Linked DNA regions of Mus musculus: region 1 is linked to region 2. Evidence: chromatin loops called from intact Hi-C (ENCODE). Cell type or tissue: left cerebral cortex. All regions are shown on one strand. Each heading gives the region's core, and the rest is flanking DNA. Links, peaks and the distances in the headings are about the cores only. Region 1 overlaps Gm9866 (predicted gene 9866). Region 2 overlaps Gm30515 (a long non-coding RNA gene).

Evidence for each region. A loop is a pair of places that touch in the nucleus more often than their neighbours do. Peaks named below come from ENCODE experiments on the same cell type or tissue, not always from the same donor. Only the 100,000 strongest peaks of a DNase experiment are listed, where the experiment ranks them.
Region 1: it touches region 2 in a loop (7-fold over the local background); 2 of 42 quality-filtered maps call a loop at or near these places.

What each region holds. Positions count from the first base shown.
Region 1 is chr12:27,130,946-27,143,280 of GRCm38, forward strand. It overlaps Gm9866 (predicted gene 9866), which reads right to left. Exons shown (of 2, transcript NR_045870.1): 2 at 9,851-11,217. Among named protein-coding and RNA genes, the nearest start is that of Gm20187, 22 kb to the left of the region's middle. In left cerebral cortex, for the core only: a CTCF peak has its summit at 2,665; DNase peaks (open chromatin) are centred at 5,384, 8,017 and 9,576; H3K27ac peaks cover 493 bases.
Region 2 is chr12:27,053,606-27,065,940 of GRCm38, forward strand. Gm30515 (a long non-coding RNA gene) reads right to left here. Exons shown (of 7, transcript XR_001780580.2): 3 at 1-10,014. Among named protein-coding and RNA genes, the nearest start is that of Gm30515, 24 kb to the right of the region's middle. RefSeq lists an enhancer at 6,469-9,494. In left cerebral cortex, for the core only: a CTCF peak has its summit at 6,473; DNase peaks (open chromatin) are centred at 4,121, 6,570, 7,907, 8,577 and 2 more places; H3K4me3 peaks cover 835 bases; H3K27ac peaks cover 1,489 bases.

The sequences.
Region 1 (12,335 bases), core at 2,214-10,213, 78 kb after region 2:
TTCTGAGTCAATCCAATATGTGCTCACATCTTTGGCTGCTACTTATGTTCCTAACTAACCTGATAACCCAGCTATGCAGCTATGAAATATTTTCCTACAGAAATGCTATTACAAGTTTCAGAAGTAGAGTTTTGAGACATCTTGTCTATCACAAGTTGTGGGTAAAGTTAATAGATTACAATTATTTTCCAAAGGGCTTCTTTCAAAGTTCTTAATGGTAGAAAAACATTGATTTTATGTTGATTTCAAACAAAATATAACAACAAACTAATTTCATAATGGGCTATATTTTCATTTGTGTGTTGCTAAACTTCTATATGATACTTGCTCTCTCAAAGAAAGGGCAGTCTTCAGTTTTTGGGAATATGAATAGAGATTCTTTCACTTAATGATTTACTTGATCAACTGATTTAGTAAATCCTGAAAGTACACCTTGAGGAGTATTTTGTTTGCTGGCAATTTTTTAAGAAAACTAAATATCAAAATAAAAACTGAACAGTTGTTTCAAAAGTCATGAAGTTCAAAACAGGCAATGTTGAATATAAGCCCAGATTTGCCTCAATCTATAGTTCTTGCTATACTAGCAATTGCTCAGAGGTGGTTGTGTCCTCCCTTGAGAACTCTGTGATCTCCAGGGATCTCCTCACCACTGTGAATCCACCTACATGCTCAGTCTCAGCTCTAGAAACAAGAGTGCTCCGTTTGCCAACAAGCCTTCCCTGTGATCATTTTTAATCTAGTCAGAGGAATTCCATGTTATGTCAGCTAAAATTGTTGTTCTATTCAGGGGACAAATAAGAATGTCATCAAGTCCCCTGGAAAATGTCAACTCTGACTATAACATATTACTTAGGTGAAGAAAAGGCAAACAAGCATATACTTAGTAGTATACATTAACCTGTTGCTAACAGAGCAGAGGTGTCTTGGCTTAGAAGCATGCTGTTTCCAGCCTTAAGTGAATCCACGGATGCTGTCCTTTGAGCTCCTGCCACCCACATCTCCTAAAACATCACTTACAGGCCTGTCAGTTTCTCAAGATTTGGAATTGAAAAGTGTGCCAAGAGCTGAGTGGAGGTGAGAGAGAGGGTAAAAGCTCAAGTGTCTGGAGAGCCAGATGGAAGTGAGGAGTGTCTGAAGAAAGCGTGTGTGGATAGAGGGAGGCTGAAGGGGAGGTGGAGCTACTCCAAGTTGGCTCTGTAGACAGGAGCTTTCGGCTTTGAAGGCTGGCTTGAAAAGTGACCAAATCTTTTGGAATCATTACTTCATTTGTCTAATGAGAATAAAAATTACTGACTTGCATGAGAAATGGGTGGAAGTGCTTAGGAAAGAATGTATAATGATAACAATTGTGTCATTGTAGCTAAACATGCACAGCTTGCTACTGATCGAATAGGACACTCTTGTCAGTTAGTCCAGGATGAGATTAGAAGAGAAGAAGGTTCTGGGACACCAGTCAAGGAGGTTTCTTGGACAGTTTGTCCATTAGCCTACATTCTGCAGAAGGGCAGAGATCCTAGAGAGATGCTTCAAGGGACTTATGAAGATTCTGGCCTATCCACTGATTACATACACTGGGTAGCATGTAGTATGGGTCATGTAGCATAGACAGCACTTAAAGACACTTAAAGGAGACATTATATCAACATGTGTAGGGAAGATATTACTAGGGCATCTAGAGGAGGGGTAGAGGTGCTGAAGAAAAGAGAAGACTGGGCATCTAAACAGGTGTGAGAGACAGCTTTCTCTGTGAAATGACTTCTATTTGGATACTACTTAACTGGTTTACATGTGAGTACATGCATGCACATGCACATATGTGTATGTGCATACATGTCTGTGTATCATGTAAAAATGAGTTTCTGACTTTACACTCAAGTATTATAGAGCCAAGAAGACCTATTTTCAGTAGTGAACAGGCTCAGACCCACTGTGTCTATGTTCTGACTTCATGAGGTATTGGAGCATTTGAAAAGCCAGATCTTTCCTTGGCAAATATGGTTGGTTGGTTGTTTCTCTGTTTTTCCAGCTACCGGAACTGATTTCACTCTAGGTCACAGTCTTCTCTTTTCTTCTCCCTCTCCCTCTCCCTCTCCCTCTCCCTCTCCCTCTCCCTCTCCCTCTCCCTCTCCCTCTCCCTCTCCCTCTCCCTCTCCCTCTCCCTCTCCCTCTCCCTCTCCTCTCCCTCCCCCTCTCAAATGAGTGAAGAATGTGGGACATCCATGGGGTCCCTGAGCAAGCTGAGCCACTGACTGAACAACAGAAGGTGATGTCAAGGGCAATGTCAGGCAGAGTGTGCAGAGATATCCCATGAAGGGTTGCAGTGATGGGGGTAGGGCATGGAGCACAGCATGGATACAGACAGAAGGCCCACAAGCCCAGTTGTGTAGGAGCAGGAGGCAGTTTTCTGGAGGAGGGGAAAACTCTGCTACTGCTCCATCTACAGCTTAGGGCTCCATCATTTTTCACAATAAGCCTCCCAGACAAGGATGTCTGGCATACATTTCTTTGTATCCTGCACACATCATGAGTAGTTTCTTTAGTAGCCTTACTCAGAGCAGAGCAACCCTCCAGCCAGGCGCCCTGTGAGAGAGGTACTGGTTCCTGTCAGCAAGCTACTCTGATTTGGCTGCTTTGAGCCACATGGGGCAGTGTTAGTACCTGGTCCAGACTGGGCCCCCACAGCATCTCTCCTGAAAACACAGTATCATCCCAGGAAGGAGAATGCAGAGGTATCCTCTCTCCAGGCCTGGAAACAATAGCAGTCTCAGGAGAACAGATGGGCAGGGTTCATGTCCCCACAGCTCATGCAAACTGGGCTAGCTTGAAGAAAACACTGAACACTGTGCATGAAATACCCACCAACATCAAACTGACTGGCTATAGAGGAAATGAAACCCATGATGCTGGCTCTCCATGTTTGCTGGGAGCTGCTACCTAAATTGCATGTCTCCTGCAGAGAATAGTACTATTCCACCCTCCAGGCACAGAAGCAGTTGGGGGAGTGAAGTGGGAACTGGGCCAGTTAGAGGCCCCTAGCTTTCACTCATAGGTTGGGCCAACCATGTGTATAGTGCTGTTGGGACAGGATACTACTTATGGTTTTAGTCTTTATAAGTGATTGCTTTGTTCAAGGCTTTTTAAAATTAATAAATTATTTTATTTATTTACATCCCAAATGCTGTCCCCCTCCCAGTACCCTCTCAGAGTTCTTGCCCCCATCTTCCCTCCCCTTCACCTCTGAGAGGGTGCCCCATCCCCAGGTATCTCTAAGGTGACTGCTATAGAGTCTTTCAGAAGCAGAAGGAAAGGGGGTGGGTTGAGTCTGAAGCTACCTCTCTGCAGAAATCACCATGGACCCCAAAAAAACTCAGAGTGACAGTGTGGTGTCATGCTGGGGCTGAATGTGCCCCAGGGCAGGTAGAAAGTCGATATTTTCCCTGTAGGATGAGCTCAGAAAGAAAAGTTAAAGAACAAGCTCACAACTTCTAAAAGATCTTATACTGCCACTGTGTGTTTGGATGTTTCTCCCTCCACAGACTCTTTAGCTCTTTCTGTGGTAATTATTGACCTGCCCACAGCCCAGAGCAACAAGGCTGAGCTATTATTTCCCTGTGGATATATGGCTTAGCTAGCTGACACTCAGGTCAATAGACTCTGGTTGAAATGACTCTCAAGCCCAGACCTCAGCTGCTGTCTACCTGGCTTGTCTCTTGTTGTCCTTGGGCCCAGCCTTTTGATCAGCCTGCTCCTGCTGTCTGCACAACTTGCTTCCCTCCACTGATCCCAAAGGACAAGGCTTCCTTTAGTCACCCCACCGGGTCATGCTGTCATGGTCTTTCCTAATGGAGAGCTAGGGAGGAGACCTGGGTAGGGGGGGGGATAATGCAGTTGACAGTGTACATTCTTAGCACTCATAGAAAAAGTGATATGATATAGCCTATGCCTGAAAGCCCTGTGCTGGGACCACAGAGACAGGAGAGTCCCTGAGTCCCATGGACCAGGCAGTCTAGACAAATCAACAAAGTCCAGATTGAATGAGAGACCCTGTCTCAAAATTAATGGAGGTGAGCAATGGAGAAAGACACCTGATATCAATCTTTGGTCTCCACATACACATGCACAATCAGACACATGAGGGTATACGAGCACACTCATGCACAGGCACACACACATGTGCACACACATACACACACACACACACACACACACACACACACACACACACACTGGAATCAGCCTTTGAGTTTACTTAGAATCTACTGGAGTCTCTGAACTCCACTTCCTTCCACTTCTCTCCAGCCTGCCTGGTTGTGCTGTCTAGTTGATCTGATTGTGCTTATGACAGTGTGACGCTGAAAGGGTCTCCCCTGCTCCAGGACCTGTTTTCTATAGAATGGACTTCAGAATCATAGGAGAGTCAATACAGACAACTGGTCTATGGCAAGGGGAAGGAGCTAGCTTGGGGGAGGAGAGCCGGGCTTGGGCCCTCACTTCTTCCCCTCTCTTCCCTGTAGATGTAGTAGAGACCTAGTAGCTTATAGGCCTGGTTGGGGGGGGGGCACACTCTAGAACAGCCTGAGAACAGACTCAGCATCAGAACAACTGGTGGGGCACACTCTAGGAGGACAGCCCGAGAACAGACTCAGCATCAGAACAACTGGTTTCTTGGCCACACTGCACCGAGGAGCAGGGCACTGCCTCTTCTGCCCCTCCCAACCCCTACGCACACCTGTAGGGCAAACCACATATAAAAAGGAGTTAAGATTTCAATTCATACAATTCTCTCAAAACCCACACCCCCTACCCAGAGTCTCTGCTCAAGTAGCTTCCATATTCTGCTGAGGATTTCAGGGCTATGTCTAATGTCACTCTGTTTACAATGAAAGACCCAGGGAGTCTAATTTGTCTGAGACATTGAATGGTGGTAAAGCTAAGAAGTTGTCTTATCTGTATTTTAAATCGGCTGCAATTATGGCCATTTAATGCTTAATCCAGAAGAATATCCTTGCTTTACATAATAGAAAAGGCATGACACCAAGTAACAGTCAGTCTGCCTTCTGTTTTCACTGGGGATTAGTTCTCAGAACCTCAACAGATGCCAACATCTGCAGATGCTCAAGTGCTTATATAAAATGGTGTGACACTCGCATGTAACCTATCGCATTCTCTCGTGTGCTTTAAACTCTCTCTCCACGGCTTACCACACCTAAAGCTGTGTAAAAGCTCTGCAAATGAGCCTTACACTGGGCTTCTCTGGCAAAGGGAAACAGATCTGTATGTGTTCAGTACAGAGGAACTTTTTTTCCCCTGAATATTTTCAATCTGACATCGTTAAATCCACAGTTGTGAAAGCAGCGGCACAGAAGGCTGCTGTGCACACCCCGGACAGGAAATCGCTGCTGTTTCTTAAGCTTCTGTGTGTGCTGCAGGATTTTCCTGCCAAACAGCATTCCTCGCTCTAGTTCTGTAAGGAAGCTTTGCAACTCTACAGATGAAGAGTCTCCCATCCAGGATGGGATGTGGCTCAGTGGGTAAAGTGCCTATGGTACAAGCCTGAGGCTCTGCATTCTGGTTCCTAGTACCCTGTAAAAAGCTGGGGCCGCTAATGTTTGTCTATGACTCCAGCACCGGGGGGGCAGGGGACAGGGACATGAGAGTACCTAGAGCTCATTGAGATAGCTTAGTTAAGTTCATGAGTTCTAAGTTCACTGAGAAATTCTGTCGTTAAAATTCTAGTGGAAAGCTGTCTTGAGAAAACATCTGGTGTTTTCCTGTGGCCTCCATGGACACTCCATCCTATGCCTAAGTGCAAGCAAAGATTATCTCAGCAGATTCACCTTTCTTAACGCAAAGAGTAATAGGAAAATGTATATAGTATGAAGTATATACAAAGAAAATTGGAGAGTGTTGGGCTAAGACCCATTGCTAGAATGTTCTAGCCTTTCTTCCAACTCAAGCAAGGCTCCCACCTTGACAAGTTTTCCCAGGAAAGAGCTCTCAGCCTCTCTACATCAAGTTACACACTGTGGACACAGAAGGACAGATCCAGCTCTTAATGTCATAGTCAGTGTTCAAGGGAGAATAATGGGGAGAGGACCATTTGCTGTTGGCCTTTAAGTTATCACTGTGGTTGTTTACCTCTCTCTGTCCTGCACCCTCCTATTTATACACAAGCAAAGTTTGCATAAAATCCTTTACTATCCAAATGGCATCTGAGGCTCTCTGTGTCATTACTCTCAGCATCTTGGCTTCTGGCCCCTCTGTGTAGACACAGTGTAGACAGCAGGCTAGCAACCTCAAATAGCCTGCACCTGCAATTTGTCTATGCTTATACGCGCATACATGTCCTGTCTCCAGTTATCTTGCCCCAAGAATAAATATCTACATTTCTTCCTAGTTATGTTTTATCAGGAATGATGTTATTGTAGTAACAGGGTTACAAACTGCATTGTTTATCATCATGGCAGTCCATGTGTTTAGCATATTCCTGTACACATCTGTGTAGGTGCTTGAGCCCTTGCACGGACGTAAAGAGGCTGAGGAGGAATGTCAGGTGTTCTGCTTTACACTAACTGCCTACTTCCTTGAGAGAGGATCTTTGATTGAACCCAGCACTCACTGCCATTCAGCAGGGATGATGGCCAGCAACCCCCCAGCAATCATTCTGACCCTCCTTCCGGGTTTCTAGGTATGGGCAGCAACACCCAGGTTTTATGTGGGTTTGGGGATCTGAAACCTGACCTTCCTGCTTACTCAGGAAACTCTCTTACTCACAGAAACACCTCCCCAGCCTAGTCCTTGCTTTCATGAATAGGGCTGTGACAGCTTGCAAAATTTTCACTCCAGTCTCCCATCTTTATTAAATACCAGCTGTGTGCTTGTGCCTGATGGATTTTTCAGCATACATGTAATTCCTTCTTTACACGTGTGTGTGTGTGTGTGTGTGTGTGTGTGTGTGTGTGTGTGTGTGAGGCTCAGCCTCCTTTCAGAATTCTGAAAGTGGAAGCAACCTTCAGTTGGGAACATGTAAAAATGAAGATTTGTTCCAAGTGAACCCTGTTGAAGACAAGAGTGGTGCACTACTCAGTCAGTCCCTATATTCCTTCTGTCTCAAGTCCTTGGTGGGGTAAAGTTCCAAGAATGGAGACCAGCTACTTCTATGAGAATCTCCCCCAACACTTTCTTTCAAAGGGATCCTCCAGAGTGCCCTCAGTCATCACAATGCAGACAGTGACTGATGGTCTCCCTTCTAGAGCAAAGCTTTCGAAGCATTCTTCATGGTCCAGAGAAAGACTTGAAGAAAGTGAGGCCAGAAAGTGTTCATCATAGCTTGGTGGATATTGATCTTGGTCATATTTGAGCATACCCCAAAGCATAAAAATGACATGTAAAAAAAAAAATCAAGTTTTCCAATGGCTGGAAGAAAAGAGAGGAGGAGACAGAAGAAGAATGTGTGCTGAAAAAGGCTTCTACCATCAGTTTCCACTCTGAGGTAATCCACTAGATGCCCCTCCTCCGGGTGCCCAAGTGGAGGCAGTTGCCAATAACCCTTTATTCCCAGAAAATAAAAACCAGTTTGCAAATGTCAAGGTGAAAAGTGAAATCAGCTGAATAAGCAAACAGCCATCAGGGGCCACTCAGCCTCCGAAGCCCCGGGTGCAATCCACAGCTCTCTGGAACGGTGCATCACTCCTCTGCTTGGAGAGCCCAGCCATCTCCAGGAGAGTCAAATCGATTAGAGGCCACCTTTTGTGAAAGCGATGTTATCATTGAGGCCGTAATTTATGCAAAGAAATTCTGTGGCTAGGGATGATTAAATTAGAGTCTACAATGCAGGGATTTCTACAGCATGGTCCCCCTCGGGGGTTCTCACTTTTATCTACATTGAGATCAAGTCTGTGAAAATTTGGTGCATATGGTTCGGGATCTGAAAAAAAAAATTAGAATGCTTCCACATGTCCCTGTGTATTTTTGAAGTGGAGAGAACACCACCATGGCTCGGAGAGCCAACACAGCTTTGGAGGCGAAGGCATCGCCTTTCCAAAAGCAAAAAAATTAAAAAATTAAAAAATAAGGAAAAAAGAAAACAGCTAGAAAAGGGCTTTTCTTGAAACTTCCAGGAATGAAGCCGCACATCCCACTTCATTTCAAATGACAGCGTTTAATGTATTTTTAAAAAATGCTCCCACATATGGAGAGGCCACCAGACAGAGCTCCCAGGAGGAGATGGAACAAGAATGGCCTGGACTACATCTCTAATGTGGTTGTAGTTTCGCCATCCCATTTCTATAGGACCCACCATCTTAGCCTGCTGTTTGGATGGTGGTAGGAGGGAGGCACAAACAAGCCTGCAGGGCTCCCCATGCTAAAGACACAGCCCCACAGGTTCAGCCTCTCTCTCTCTCTCTCTCTCTCTCTCTCTCTCTCTCTCTCTCTCTCTCTCTCTCTCTCTCTCTCTCTCTCCCCTTCCCCTCTCCCCTCCCACCCAGTGATGCATAATTCACCAGTGTGCTCCAGCTGAGTCAGGCAGAGCAGAGACTGGACAGGGCAGCTGTAGGAGGGAAAACATGGAGGCTAACAAAGCCTGTCTCCCTTGCAGCAGCCCTGTGACATTGCGGGACACCAGATCCCTGTTTCAAGTAATGCAATGTGGGCTTTTAACAGGATATTCGCAGTTGATAATTTTTAAAATGTGTATGCAATCTATGAGGGGTCCATTAACTCTCAGACTCTACCCCCTTCTCTAAATGTATGGCATCCATGAAAAAAAATCTACCTAGGGAACAGCGGAGCTTGTTGGGGGCTGTTTGCTGGCAACCAGCCACTAGGCCTGGTCAGGCCTGTACTGACTTCTTCCTCTATTCCTCCCTCCAGCCCTAGAGTCAGCAGCTGCCCTCTGGGCCCTTAACAAAGGAAGCTGCTGCTCAGGATGGGGGAGGCTGCGTTGGAAAGGAATGAGGAGCGGTGTGGGGCTCCTGGCGGCTATAGTGAAAGAACGGTCAAGATTCATTCGTTAACACAGTGTGACCTTCTGGGCCCCAGGTCGAGCCTGCCATCTATCACGTCAGGATGGAGGTGGGCATGGGGCGTTTATGCATGTGTGTGCCTGAAGCATATTAATTCACAGAGTAACCCAAGGGGACAGTATCAGCCACAAAGTATCCTTCCCAAAGACAGACTTGGGAATAAATCAGTGCTTACTCCCTTCCTCCTCCTCCTCCTCCTCCTCCTCCTCCTCCTCCTCCTCCTCCCTCACATACACACACGCACATACACAGACATGAGCGTATGCTCGCCAACACATCCAAACATACAAAAAAACTAAAGTCTGGTCCACGGAAAATCTGACCTTGAGACAAGTCATTTTGAATGCAAATTGAAGTCTAACCTGGTAGGCTGTTGCCCTTGAGATGGCCTCCCACTTCCTGACAAACCTAGGGGACAACAAGCATGCACATGGTCCCACTTGGCCTTGAATGAGGCTGGAAGAGCAGCAGCAGCTTGGGAGCAGCCCCTGTGAAGCGGGTGCAGCTGGCCAGAGCTGCCAGCTGCTGGGCTTCATAACAATGGCTAGGCTGAGGTTTCCTCCGTCCACGCCCACCAATGCAGAATGCCCGAGGGCTGAGATGTGCTTTTGTTACTATTCCCCACTTAATAACCGGCTGCTGAGAAGGGGTGGAGGGAAGCCCAGCCAACTGAGTGAATGGAAGCAGAGCCAGCCATGGCTGGGGGACTCCCTGATGGGCTCTGAGGCCTCAAGGTCCTGAGTGAGCACACCTGTCACCTCTCCATCCTTTAGAGACCATTTGCCACATCTTCCCAACGCACTAGAGAACCAGGCAATGGCCATGCGCTTCCTTCTCTCCTGTATTTGTCTCTATTTGAAAAAAAAAAAAAAAGCAAAAACAAACAACCACGACAACAACACACCTCTTAGGATTCAGGGGAGAGCAAAGTTTCTAATGCAATTGTTAAAACCAAAGAAATGTATAAAGCCTGCTTGTGTTGCAGTAATGCATAGTTTTGTGTATTTATCCACAGAAAACACAGGAAGTCTTCTGCGATACCCACTCTCAGGGAGCTGACAAACGACACCCACACTTGTTTGTCTGGAAGCTTCCAGAGACCTTTGCTCCCATGCTAGGTCCCTCCCTGCCACAGCTCACAAAGCCAAGGCCACATCTTCTTCTCTTCCTTGTCTGGGAGAACGTGTTCTCTGCCTATCTTCTCAATAACACCATTGACAGGACATATTTCCCAAGAACATGAAATCTACTATGCTGGATTCCATTTCTCTTGGTTGAATAAAATATGATCCCAATTTTTCTTCGTCTCACTCACTCACAGCCACGCTTTGAGCCACTCATCCTGGGCTTGAACATAATCCATGTAGTTCAGAATAATCCAGACACTCGAGAAAAGCTGAGGTTTCTTTAGCTCCCGTGTTCCCCCAGGAACATTTTCTATCCCTGAAGACAGGATGTATCAGAATGGAGGAGTCCAACACGGAGATCCTTCCTGGCCATCTAATGATGATTCCAGGAGAAGCAGAGGGGCTCATCTGCACATAGTGTCAGCTCACTGATGACCCTAGAACGAGTGCACTTAAGATCCCCGTGCCTTCTGTGACCCTGTGTGTGAGCAGAGTGCGTATTTCAGAGCTCATCAAACAGCACCCCAGGAGGCATCAACAAGCAACCACCCATTGTCTTTCCCACAGACACATTATTTTCATGGTCCAAAGGCACTCACAGGTTAGCACAGAAGTGTCTGCACCTCTATTGTATTCCCTCCAGTCAAGTCCTGGCTTGCGAATGCAAGCAGCTTGACTTAGCTCCTAGTTGTCTGGACACTTCTGCCTTGGGTCTCATGAGTTTCAAACATCATGGATCTTCAAAGGCAAGAGAGCACACGGTCTTGGGCACAAAGAGAGGGAAAGACATCATGATAGCTCAGAAAGCCAGCTTAAGAGTTGCATTATCGGCACTCTTTGCAGATTTAGTCAGTAGAGTCTTGAAAAGTCCCCAGAACTGCAAAAGAACACAGATCCAACTGGTAGGGGAAGTACAGACGTTGGAGAATATGGTCTGCATGAACTTGGGTTTGCCATTGGAAAGTGGGTTGGTTTCTTCACATGGTGCAGAGGCAGGATGCTGGATAAAGGAAGTGATGCCCCTGCAACCTGGTGACCAATGCTGAACAGGGCTCCGCTTTTCCCTGCAGAAAGCAGAATATGTGTTATAGCCAGAAATCAGCAGCGTTTAGGAGAGTGAAACCCAGTGACTCATTCCAATATTGTTAGCACATTATTTCACACACCTATAAAACTCATCTCCGACGTTAAATCTAAAAGTTCTCTTGGTATGTGTGCATGGGTGGGGGCTACAAATTTATGTGTGTCTGTGTATGCAGAGGGCAGAGATCAATGTCTTCTGTCTCCTTCAACCTCTCCAACTTATTGCTGAAACAAAGGCTCTCAGTGAAGGTGGAGTTGGCTCACCAATACAGCTAGACTGGCTGACCAGTAAGCCCCAGGGAGTCTCTTGTCTTTGACTCCCCAGCCCTGGGATTATAAGTGTGTGCCACTGTACTGCTTAGGTTTTATGAACTTGACACCAACTATAGTCACCTGGGAAAAGGAGATCTCACTCAGCTGAAGAATTGTCTCCATCTGCCTGGCCAGTGGCTATGTCTGCTGGGCATTTTCTTGGATATTGATTGATGTGGGAGCGTCCAGCCCACTGTGGATGGAGCCACCCCTAGGCAGGTCATCCTGGGTTGTATAAAAAAGCAGGCTGAGTGAGCCACCAACAGTAAATCAGAAAGTAACACCCCTTCATGGTCACTGCTTAAGTTTCTACCTGCAGATTCTTTGAGCTAGCGTTCTGACTTCCCTCCATAATAGACATTTCAGTAAGCTGAAATAAACCCTTTGCTTCCCAAGTTGCTTTCTGTTATAGTAATAGACTTACTACCAAGCTTGGAATTTTATGTGGGCACAAAAATGCAGATCCTCCATGCTTGGGTGAGAAGAACATTGTTGACTGAGCCATCTATCCCTCTAGACCCCACCCCACCCCAACAATTTCTCTTTTGATATCTTTTTTCTTTTTCCTGAAAATTGCACTCCTGACATGAGCTTCATGAAGACAAAGCCTACCTCAGGAAGGACTGTGAGGCAGCGAAACACCAGGATGAACAGAAAAGTGGTTAATGTGCTTTTCTTGGTGGCCTGGCAACTGGAGATACCGAAAGGGGCCTGGAAATGTTTCCAAAGGGAGACCAGCCCGTCTAAGCAGAGACTAGAGAAAGGCGTTGGATACCAAGTAGGCGGC
Region 2 (12,335 bases), core at 1,543-9,542:
AAAGAGATAAACTATAGAGTGTGCAGGTCCTCAGGAAAGCTCATGTCTAAATTCTTAAGACTGAGAAGTTTAGGAGTTTAGGTTGGATTATACAGAGAAAATTGGGGGTCTATTATATTTTAGTGTGTGTGTCTGTGTGTGTGTGTGTGTAGTGTGTGGTGTGTGCTTGCTGCCATGTGTGTATGTATAGATTCATGCATGTAGGGGAGTGTGCTGGGGGGAGGGTGTTCCTGTTCATCTGTAGATTCACATGTGTAGCAGATAAAAGACAACTTTGAGTGATATATATATCTCAGAGTTTAAGTTTGTTGCCCTCGTTTTTTATCACCCCCTGAGACAGAGTCTCTCTGTGTCCTAGAATTCATCAAGTTTAGGCTGACTGGCCAGTGAGACCCAGACAGCAGCTGGCCTGTCTCCATCTCCTTGGAGCTGAGGTTGCAAGTGCCCACTTGGAGCATTTACTGGGAGTTCTGGGCACTGAACTCAGATCTTCATGTTTGTAAGACCAGCCCTTTACCATCTGAGCTGATTCTCCAGCCATAGCTGAAGTTCCTAACTCAGAAGAGTTACAAAGTGACCAAGCCAAAGCCATTAAGCAGAGCTGAGTCAGCTACCTCATGCTCTTTCTTAGTTTAATAGAGAAGGAATCTTCCAGCAATTAGCTAAGTGCTTCCCATTCTACCTTAAGTGAACCCGAGGGGAAACTGCTCCTGGAGTCACAAGTCCAATCCTCATAGAGTGTCCTCCTGATAATGGGGGTTTCTTAAAAGGAAAGGGTTTACCAGCAGACCTTTGACTCAGCCATGAGTGGACAGTCATTCGTTGCTGGTGGATGTGGCTCCATCACAATGGGTCACTTTGCAGACTCTCAGTAGGAAATCCAGCCTTCTCAGGTCAGAGAGAAATCTTCCAGATTGCTGGTGGCTCAGCAGGCTGAGCAAAGCATCTCACCCCAGCTGTCGGTCCAGGGAAGACGAGAGTTAGGAACCAATACGTACCCCAAGAGTGTGTTCTCCATTAGCCAGATGGAGCTTCAAGCTGCTGCAGACTCTTGCTGTCTTACACATGATGCTTGCTAGACAAAGAAATATTCATCACCAGTCTAGCTCTTGAAGGTTGAACAGATCTACTGGTGTTGGCACACTACATATTCCAGGAAAGGAGGGAGGTCTGGAGAAGGGCTCCTGAGACCATGACTAGGGCTTGTATCTTACATCCTTCACAGTCATCAGAACTCCTAAGAGGGCTGCAGGGCACATGGCACTCATGACCACGGAGGAGCACACTGGCTCTGGCATTAGTGGTGTGCTGGCAGCAGGAAGATGCAGGGGCAACCTCTGGATAGAAACCCAGCCAAAGAAAATGCAACTGCCTTACATAAAGGCAGTAAGGTGAATGGTGTGGCTCTTATTATATGGAAAGCACTGGCTCCTTAATGGAGCCACTCCAGAAAGGGCTGTTCCTCTGCCTTCCTGGTCAGAGGACCCACCTCACGCTATAGCTGCAGCACCCTTTTACCAGGTAGACCCGGAGTTGTTCTGGCTTCCAGTACATATAGAACAAAGGCTGCTGAGGTTTCCAAGTGCCCCTCAGGACAGTCACATATCAGTGTGTGACTTTATTTTAAGCTTTAAAAAAAGTTTGCAGAACATAGAATTGCTACAAATTATTTAACAAGACAGGGGTGTCCAACCCTCTTCGATCTGTTGCTTTAGTATCTCTCCATTTGTCTGTCTCTGTCTTTACACACATACACATACATATATACCACATACACACATACACACACACACACACACATACACACACACACACACCTGAGCTTTTCAAAGGTAACGTTCAGAGAAAGCACCCCTTTATCAGTAAAGCCTCACTCTGAAATGTGACCATACAACACATAAAGAGTTCTTTGTCATAAATACTGCCTAGGTAGCAGAACTAGAGAATCAGTGGTAATTCTATTATACAGTCGAGAGACCTTGATCTGATTTCACCAGCAGGCCAACTATTTATAGAGTCATACACAATCTGACTTTGCCTCCTTTCTCCCTGGGATGATGAAAGAGATTTGTTGTTGAACGGGCAGGAATACAGACTACACAAATGCATCATTCCTTCTGCATGCTACAGGGAGTCACATGTCCCCACCTAATTGTATCACTAAAGATCGGAACTTTGCTCTTAACTTCCTTTGCCTGAGAGTAGCAGGTAACACCTTCGAAATTATCCTTCAAACACCTAAGCCAGTCAAAGGCAGTATCCTGTCACTACCACCCAGGGACAGCCCTAGGACAGTCACAGCTTCTCCTTATACGGTGCCCATGGGCTTCTCTTCTACTTGTTTGTTGGTTTAATGTGCTTTGCATCAGCGAACATTTTGACTGCTCACAGATCATCAATAGCTAGATGGAGGAGGCATAAATCAAACAGGTACTTATTCATTTTCTACAGCGGACACCCCACGTCTTCCTTCTGCAGTCTTCTGTAGCCTCATCCCTCTCCACAGGGGTTTGCCCTCATTCTAAGACCCATTCCAAAAGGCCCTGCCATCCTTCAGGCTCAAGTTATTCTCTCTGCCTGGAGTCTATTCACTTTTCATGGAGTAGCACAACTGTGAAGTCTCCTCTAAGGCTGCCCTAACTCCACAGGAAGAGTTAGTTTCTCTCAACTGTAATAGTTTGCATGTAGAGCAGAGTGTGCAATCCACAGCACATAGCTAGGTGTCTTCTCAGCAAGGAGGCTGCATGCTTTAAATACCTGGAAAAACAGGAAATGCTTCCTACCTGATTACCCAAGATGCTTAGTGCATGACCTGCATGGTACCAGGCCAAGAACCTACTTTGAGCTTGGAATGGAAACTCCTTGACCTCAGATCCACCTGCACAATATCTGTCCATTCTGCCACCAAAAAGAAAATTCCAGATAAGTCACTTTCTGGCTTAAAGAGTGCTATTTATTTTGAGCAAAGGTGCTAATGGACTTAGCAGTACATTTGCCTTTCATCAGGAACCAAATGCTAACACCAAACAATGTTAGCAGGGCACCATTAGGAGGGGAGAGAAACTAACTTAAAAAAAATACAGAAAACAGAAAAAGACAAAAAGCAACCAAAGAACACCATCTATGCAGCGTCCTGCTGAACTCAGAAAAAAATTGAGCCATCATCTCCTCTGTCTGACTTTTCTAATGATAAAAGTACAATAAAATGAAACAAGGTAGGCACAAATAGATATGATAAATCATGTCACCACACTGTACCCTATGGTACTCTGCTCATCTTTGTCACCAATGACAAGAAAATCCTAGGAGAAGTCAGTCTGTTTGTCTTGCCTCTACTAGGAGGACCAGGGAGAGATCTGACTGCATGCTAGATCACCATGTGTTAGAATGGCGGGTCACGACTCAACAGCACACTAGGCCAAGGCAGTTCCATGTGGAAGAGGTTTTATTGGGGAAAGAGAGAGGAGATAGTTGCAGAAAGAGAAAAGGGGGATAGAGAGAGACAGAGAGAGAGAGACAGAGAGAGAAAGAGAGACAGAGAGAAAGACAGAGAGAGAGAGAAAGACAGAGAGAGAGAGAGAGAGAGAGAGAGAGAGAGAGAGAAGGGTGTTCTCCTTATTTATATGGAGAATGATGTAACGCAGATAAAGGTGAGAGGTGAACCAAGTGAATGTTAGGAATATGGTACCTATTGCCTTGGCAACAAGTCTGCAGGTTGCAGGTAGTGCTGTCACCTATGTGATGTCATAGGTTTGGGAGATCCTAATGCCAACAGATGGAGGGAGAAGGGGGAGGATATCTCAAGTTGAAAAATTGAACACATGCAGACACAAGATGTCATTGACCCTTATGTGGGCTAGGTCTATCTACTGTCAACCTGACATACCTTAGCAAGCCTTCCTGTTGATGGAGATTTGTTTCATCAACTAGTTCTGTGGAAGGACCCTCCCAGGGACAGATGCATGTGACAATCCGATTGCCTACCATGCCTGTGTATCTCTGTAGTCTAATGTTGCAGATCTTTGATAACTGTAAGCTGGAGATGCATTGCCTTGTCGTAGGAGAACAGAACAGAACTGAATGTTTTTGGCACCATGTAAAACCTGTTAGAATATTAAAATAGAATCTGCCAGCTGTGTGAGAATGGAGAAACAGAGGAGAAGTGAGAGTCAAGCTACAGACAACTAAGATGAATAAAGTACAGGCAACCTGGCTCACACCTACAGACCCTCTTATGAAAGGGGTAGGGGAAGGGAAGAAAGGGAGAGAGAAATGAGAGGGAAGGGCAAGGGGAAGAGAGAGGCAGACAGACAGACAGACAGACAGACAGAGACAGAGAATATTACAACTGTTATCTGTAACTTGGTATGGCTCTCCATCCCATCTGGGGACTCAGTCGAGCATGCAAATATGTTTGGATAATTAAAAAGTATGTTCTTTCTTGTTGGTTTATTGTAACTGGAGGTGAACTGAGCAAAGTTCCCCTAATCCCGTCAAGCCCTCTGCAGGAAGGGTCAGAGGTCAGCAACTGCTCCTAAAAAATGCTGTGTGATTGAATCCTTCAGCCCCTGAGCAGCTGATTAGAGATAATCTGGGGGTCTGTCCCCCTGACATCAGGGGCTGGCAACTACCTCCTGAATAGACTTGATCACCTACCAGGCTCCAGAATGCTAGGACATACAGTCACTTTGAAACCAAAGTGAGAATTCAATTTCCAATGGAATTTAAATTCTTCACAAGCATGAAGAAATTTTCATTTCATTGTCATGCAAAGGAGTGGGGAATTTAAAACTGGTTAGTCCAGATACTGTTGTTTTAAAGAAAATTATGGATGTGGTTTCTAATGCAAGGGAAATTGTGTGGCTTGACAAACACAGGCATGAGATGAAAGGTTTCACAGACTGTCCTTCCAGAGGGCAAGGAGAGAGAATGTTGACCTTGTGGTCACATGAGGATGCTGAGCAGGTGTGCGCAAATCCAGCCTCACACTGGAGAGAGTATTGCGTGTTCGTTGCACATTGGAGAACAACTCTTCATAGAACTCTGTCCAAACGTATATCAAACTTCAGTGCCCGCCTGAGTTGGGTCTAGTTGTTTAGAATCTGTTCAGATAGATATGAACTGTGCTCTGTATACACATGTGAACACGTGTGTGCCCAGAGACCAGGAACAGATGGAGGAGTCTGACCTTCCTGGCTGATGGGACAGCAGAGAAGCAAGAAGCTCCAGGGCCCTACACCCATCCATGTGGTTGGGGGAGGGGCCAGAAACTAGTTACAACTCCAAGGGGACTTATTTCAATTAGCCAATACCCAAGATAAAAAAATTGTAAACAAATAGAATGCAAGTTTCGCTTCTATATTTAAAGAGAGTGTGACAGTATGCAATCCAGGCTGGCCTCAAACTTGTGAGTCTTCTGTCTTAGACTCCCAAGTGCTAAGATTATGAGAGTGTACTACCATACTCAGTACTCAAAATCTTAATTTGTGTTGTTGTTGTTGTTGTTGCTTTCTATGCTTCTTTTCTATCCAGAAATAACTGCTTCATTCTTGGGTTCTATTGCTGCCTCTTTAACAGTGTCTCTCCTCTCTCTGCCCACCCTGCACTGTTAGGGATGATCCCAGAACAATGAAACAAGAAAGCCCACGCCTACCCACTTTATGGAGATACACCCTCTACAAACATTTGACCACAAAGGGCATTGCTGATTTATTGTTTATCCAATCCTGTTTTCCAAAATATTTATTTTAAATTGACATTATTGTTTTCCCTTTAAGTGATAAATGAAAACAAGCATTCATTTTTCTTTAGAAAAATACTAAGTTTTATGCAACACATCACAGATGCACTGCCCTGACTCTTTCTGGGCATTTCCTGTCTCTGAATATTTAATACTAAAAATAACCCAAGCTTCATAGCATCTTTGAGTAGTATATGGTGAATTTTCTAGATCATTCTTGGGTGGAAATCGTTCCTGGAAAGATAGATACAACATGTGATTGGGAGAGGAAATATGGCTGGAATAATTGACAAGCTTTGATCATGGATTGTCATGCGACAGTCACTAGCACTGATAATTAACTTTCTGAATTGGAAAGTCCAGTGATAGGAAAGCATGCTTCTGTACTTGGGGAAAGATAAAGATTCATATTGTCTTCAGGATACTATCAAAGTGTTTAAGGCGACAGGGAGGACCACAAACACTCAAAGAGACTGGTGGAAAATGCCCCTGGATCTGAGGGTACTCTGGTGAGGTTTGTATTTTTCTAGAACTCTTCAGCAAGTTTAAAATTATATTTAAAAAAAATTAACTAAAAGGATACTAAAAAGAAAGTCTATTTGACTATTGATATTTAATTTTGATGGAGGACAGGCTACATCCTTCCATTTCCAAATCATGTTTAAAACTTAAATGAAATGGAGGGCCCTGGCCTTTGTGCCCTGGAACGGGGCTCAGGGTGAGCAGCGCCTCTAGAGGGAGAGCTGGTACTGCAGGTGTTTCTCAGTTAAGTTCCAGACGTGACCTTCAAACACCCCCTCAATGAAACATCTCTTCTTCCTTTATTAAATGCACTAATTAAATTATATACTCCTCATTTAAAATGTGCTTTCTTTAGTACTCAAAATCTCCACATGTCACGTTTCTCAGGGGAGGAAATGCTAGGTGGCATTTGCTACAATGAGCCCTTATGAGGAATACACGTCCCCAGCCTCTGCATTGGAAGGGAATGCTGGAGCAAGCTCGTCTGGCAGACCCCATACCCCAGCACACCAGGAAAATGCTTTCTCTTTTTTGACAGTTTCACAGGCGCAAGGAAACCTTGGTCTCTTAGGCCTACTGGATTCAGGCTGTGCGTAAATTGGATTTTCTGTGTGGTATTATTCAGAAAAAAAAAAAACAAACAAAAAACTAAAACACAAAAGCTAGTCAACCTACTTGCAGAAAAAAATTCAGAACACCCGGGCTCTTCCCAACCTGCAGATCCTTTCCCTGTCTGTGTGTGTAGTTTTACTGTCCGGCATGACATCTAAACAGAATCTCTCTCAGAAATCACAGAGCAGACTTCTCTGGAAGCCAAGAGGGGCCCGGAGGGAGGGGCAATATGGAAAATAGAGTCCCGTGTTTGCTTTCTTTTCTTTGCCTTCCCCGGACCCGATCCCCACTTTTTTAAAGAAATCCACCTGTTCTGCTTCAGTTTCAAATCATTTTAAGTCCAAGAGGGCTTCTCTTCCTTGCACACCCTGGATATTTCAAAGCGAGCCCATCTTCACTGCAGGAGAGAGTTTATTCAGGTGTTATGAATCAGACAAGGGCTCAGGGATGCAAACTGGGGCTGAGACAGGGCCCCCGCGAGTCTGGTCCCCTCCCCGATAAAAGAAACATAACAAACCCCTAGAAAACAGTCCTCCAGTAATCTCCCTGCCTGCGCCAGGAATAGGGGTGACGGAAAACTGCCCTCTCATTATAGTCCTGGTCTCAAGGTTAGAATTAGACCCTTAGGGTAAGGAGCTGTCAATTAGAGATAACTCCAGCCTGCTGTCTGCAGCCGGGCTTATCTCCTAGCAACTCTCCTCATTCAGGCCACAGCCCTTGGCTCTGCCTGCAGCTCAAGAGCCATCTTGAAGACAACAAAATAACCTCCTCATTTTGAGCAGATGCATAAAGAATTCTTCTCTGGGTCCTTGATGGAGTCTCGTCCTTGATGAAGCCCGGGTGACATTCGACTAGCAACGGGGCTGGGGAGATCTGCAAAGAATTATGATTGGGCTCCCGTCCAGCTGCAGATGTTTCCATGGGAAGAGCACATGGAAGGGTCTGGCCAAGCAATCAGAGCATCTAAATTCAATCTGAGACTGGGTGCCTCCTTCTTCCAGATCAGAGCCTGGCATGTTTATGCAGGAGCCAGCATAGTCTTTCTCCTGCCTACTTTCTGCTTAGGAAGAATTTGCCCGCAGTTGGGAGTGCAGTGGCTCTGGTTGCCACGGGAACTCGGCCTCTCCTTTATTCACCATGGCAGGGCATATAGAGAGAGCCAACAAGCATAAATCGTATTAAGCGATGCACGGGGTTATCCACCATGGATGTAGGCAACATCACAGAATTTACTACTGGACCCTATACTTGGTGTGCAGAGAAAATGCAGGCTACAAATTCCTTGGAGCTGTCTACTCATTAGAGCTAGGAATCGTGCTGTTGACTTTTCTAATCGCAAGCAGAGTTAAGGGTGGCAAAATGCTGGAAGACTCTTAGGGGCTGGGGGAGAGGCAAGCCTTTGATTTTTTCACTGGAGTGGAAAATGATAACAAAGGGATATCTAAGAAATGTTGTAAAAAAAAAAAAAAAGATGAGAAATACCCAGTGTGCTGTGGGTGTAAATTAGATAGATGGTGTTCTTAGAATTGAAGATTTGACTTAACAAAACTCTCCTGGAGGACAACATCAAGGAGGTACACAGACAAGGAGCAGGGGCCATTTTTTTACCGAAGCGGTTCTCCTTTTGCCCCTCCCCCACTGCTCCCCACTCGGTGTTACGCGCGGCTCTGCAGCACTGGCTCTCCTATCCAGCCTTCCAATCTCCCCTCCTCTTCATCAATGGAGAGACTATCTGTTTTGTTCGGCTGCTTTTATGTTTGTGAAGAACCCAGCACAATTTTTTATCAAGCTAGTTGGGTCAGAGGAAAGAGCTGTGTACAGGGGCAGAGGAGACAGAAGGAGAACGCCAGGCAGCTGCCATGCCGGCTGCTAGGCACTGTGGACACAGAGCTTGGTTTAGCTTTGCCGTGGCTTTCCTCCTGCCCTCCCTCACACTCAGTGCAGGGCTCATTAAGCTCCCCTGCTAGGTTTCCTATTAGGGCTTGTCAATATCCCAAGCTGCAGCATAGCTTCTGAAACAGGGGAGAGAAGGCTTGGGCAACTTTGAATAAATCTTTTCTGTGCTTGTCTGAGTGGGACATACACACAATTTTGTTTCAAAATGGAGACTCTAGATTTTAATTTTAAAAAGCAGACGGATACATCACAGGATATTCAGCATCTTAAAATTAAACGACATGCAGCTTGCAGAAATTAATATTTTCAGGTTGCTGAAGAAGAAACTGGGAAACTGAGCTCTGTTATGTTCTGAATTGTTCTCACTAAGCAAATACACCTTAGGAGCTTTCTTTGATGTTATTTTCTTATGCAATCCAATCAGTTGTGAATATGCACAGTGCCCTGCATCTTTTAAAATAACATTTCTAATGGGCCATTCTTTACAGGGTAGAGGCTACCCCTGCACATAGAGCATGCTGGTTGGCATTACATTTGAATATAGTAACGAAAAAATGACTTATAAAAAGAAGAAATATCTCTAGCAATCAAAGTTTACTTTATTAAACAGCAGATTGGCAATGTCTCCAGGATTCTTATGTGGACTGCCATTGCTGGTTGCCTAGGAGATGAGGGAACTTAACTGCTTCACTGCCACTGGACTGCATGGATTCTTGCAGCGTGGTCTAGAAGCTCACAGAACAGTCCCCGGCTCGGGAACATGCACCCACAGGCAGCACTTGCAAAGGCTTTTGGCCAATAAAAAGATTCCAAGATAGGGTTGCATCTTAAAAAAATTGACTTTTTCTTCTGTTTCTGAATATTTTCATTGCTGAGTTTTATTTGATTTTTGTATATATGAAATGGAGCTATGCTAATTACCTTCAGTGTTTGGTTATTCTTCCCTATGGAGTGATTTTTGAAGAACTATGGGTGTCCTTATTTACTCCAAATCTGGGTTTAAGAAAAGCAGGGATTGATTTTGTGTGTGTGTCATATTTCTGGGTTTTTTTTTTAAATGATGCTTTGAAATAATGTGAATTATTATCATATGTGCCATAGGATTGTCCTCCAGCACCATCCTATCTGGCGTAGGGAAAACTGCATTTCAGCCAAGCATGGATCTTGGGGGAGAGGAGGCCAGCCCTGGTCCTGTGGGCTGAGTGACCTTGGTAAATCACACATTCCTGGGCCTAGGTTTCTGCCTGTGGGGGAAGAAAGGAAGCACAATCAAATATTCAAATACAAATCCTGACATGCAAATATGGCTCTTTCTTGCTATACGTCCATGTGCATTTGGTGAGGCATTAGGAACTGTGCAACTGATCTCATTCAATAGAACTGCCAGTCTTCCGAAAGCACCAAATACAGTACGTAGTTGGCTTTACCGCTTGAAGGTTTATATCTGACTGTTCTTGTGTTTCCATCCAGCAAATCTAAAAGCAGCCATTATTGAAATAATTCTCTAATTTTGCAGGCTGACTTTTTTTTATGCCCTGTAGATGATTCTAACTACAGGAAAGTGCCTGAGATTAAGAACATTATCTCATAGGGAAAAAGAATCCTTCCTTTAAAAATATTTTGTTTACTTAAAACCACAGATCTCAGGCCTTTTTCTCATCATCTTTGATAACACTTTTTTCTCAACCATGTTAGTAACATTCTCTTAACCTTGAAAAAGAGGTCCCAAGCCTGAGAAACTATAGTCACAGCCAGAAAGGGGATCTGGGGTGTGACAAGATTCAATGAGCCAGGAAAACACAGCAAAGGAGGACACTTGACCTCAAAGTATGGCTTAGACTTTGTTCCCCTTTCTAATTTCTCATTTAGAGAGAATTCTGTTCAGAAGATGTTTCCTCTATTCAAGACATGGAAGGAATAGAAAATACAGTTTAAGGAATTGCACTGAGTAGATGGCTATTCTCTTGGGAGGCGTACAAAAGCTATATAATCAAAACAGCAGCAACTTCAACTTATTCTTTATTTCTAGGAAAGGACTTGTGTTGAAGTCTTGCATACATACATAAGTGCATACATACATATACATGCATACATCTATACATATACACATATACATATACAGACATATACAAACACATATACATACACAGACATACATACATATTCACATATACATACACGTACATACATACACACATATACACATGCACACATCGTATACAATACACACACACACACACACACAGTGGGAGGGGGAGAGCAGCAAGCAGATTAGCTGATCCTAACAATATCAACATTTCTTGAAAGTAGATATCCAGACTCTGTCGAGGCTCTGTGAAATGAAATTTTACATATCTCACCTAAATACACACCAAGCTCTAATTTTCCCTCACATCACATGACTCAATGATAGAGTATCCCTAAACAGATCCAAAACGAAGCTTTTGATTCTGACTCAATGCACTAAAGCATGTGTGTGATCAGAGAGGAAGTCTAGAAATAGTGACCAGGCTGCTTCTCTAGTTTAACAAGGCTTCTGCTGACGACGGATCGATGGAGCCAAGCCACCAAAGAACATCTCAGCCTTATACCGTCGATGCTTTGGACTTACCATCGCATCAGAGACTTCTCTGTGAAGATCAATCTTGGTTTTGAATTCAGTGTGGGTGAGGGGGGGCTGCTGACTCAGGGAGCCTGAGGGAACCAGGGCCTGCTGCTAAACAACAGCCCGTCCCCAGCAGGACAAACACACAGAAGGCAGAATGAATGGCCTCATCTACACGCCAGCTATTTGATATGCAGATCGGGCCGCAGGCCTCTTCAATAGCTGAGCACTCCATAGGCAGCAGGTGCAGCCCAAGTGAGTGGCCTTCCCTCCTTGAAAGAGCTGGGCTGCCTCCCTCTCTCCCTCCAGCCCTTAACTGTTTCTGGAGCGCTATGATCTTCACCCCTTTTAAATGTAGACGATCCTTTTACAGGCTGGATAGACCTTCTACTTTTCACTCTGCCCCTATCCGTAAGCCTGGGCATGAAGCCACGGAGCGACAAAGGAAGAAAATCTGCCAGGCTCTTGTTAATGATGGTACAGCAAGGCAGGAGAGCTGGGAGGTCAAGCCACCAGGCAGTTACCAGCCTCCATCACCCACAGCCTGTGCCCATGTCTCCTGGACAATAGATAAAGACTCTTATATCAGAGTTTTCTTCGCCATTTGTGCTGGAACTAGAAATCCATGTTAAAGGTGTGTGTGTGTGTGTGTGTGTGTGTGTGTGTGTGTGTGTGTGTGTGTGTGTGTGTGTGTGTGTGTGTTTGACAGAGACAGTGATACAGAGACAGAGAGACCAATTGCACAAATACCTGAGTGATCCACTGTAAAACCTTCAGTGTGTTTCCTCAGGAGCCGACTGCCTTTGTTTTTGTGTTAGGGTCTCTGAATAACACACTGCACCCTGGCTTCTAGATTAGAGAAGTCTAGCTGGTCATTGAGCCCTGGAGATGCCCTGGTTTCTGCATTTCACCTGCTGGGATTACACACAGGCATGTACTGGTGCCCTCAGCATCTTGATC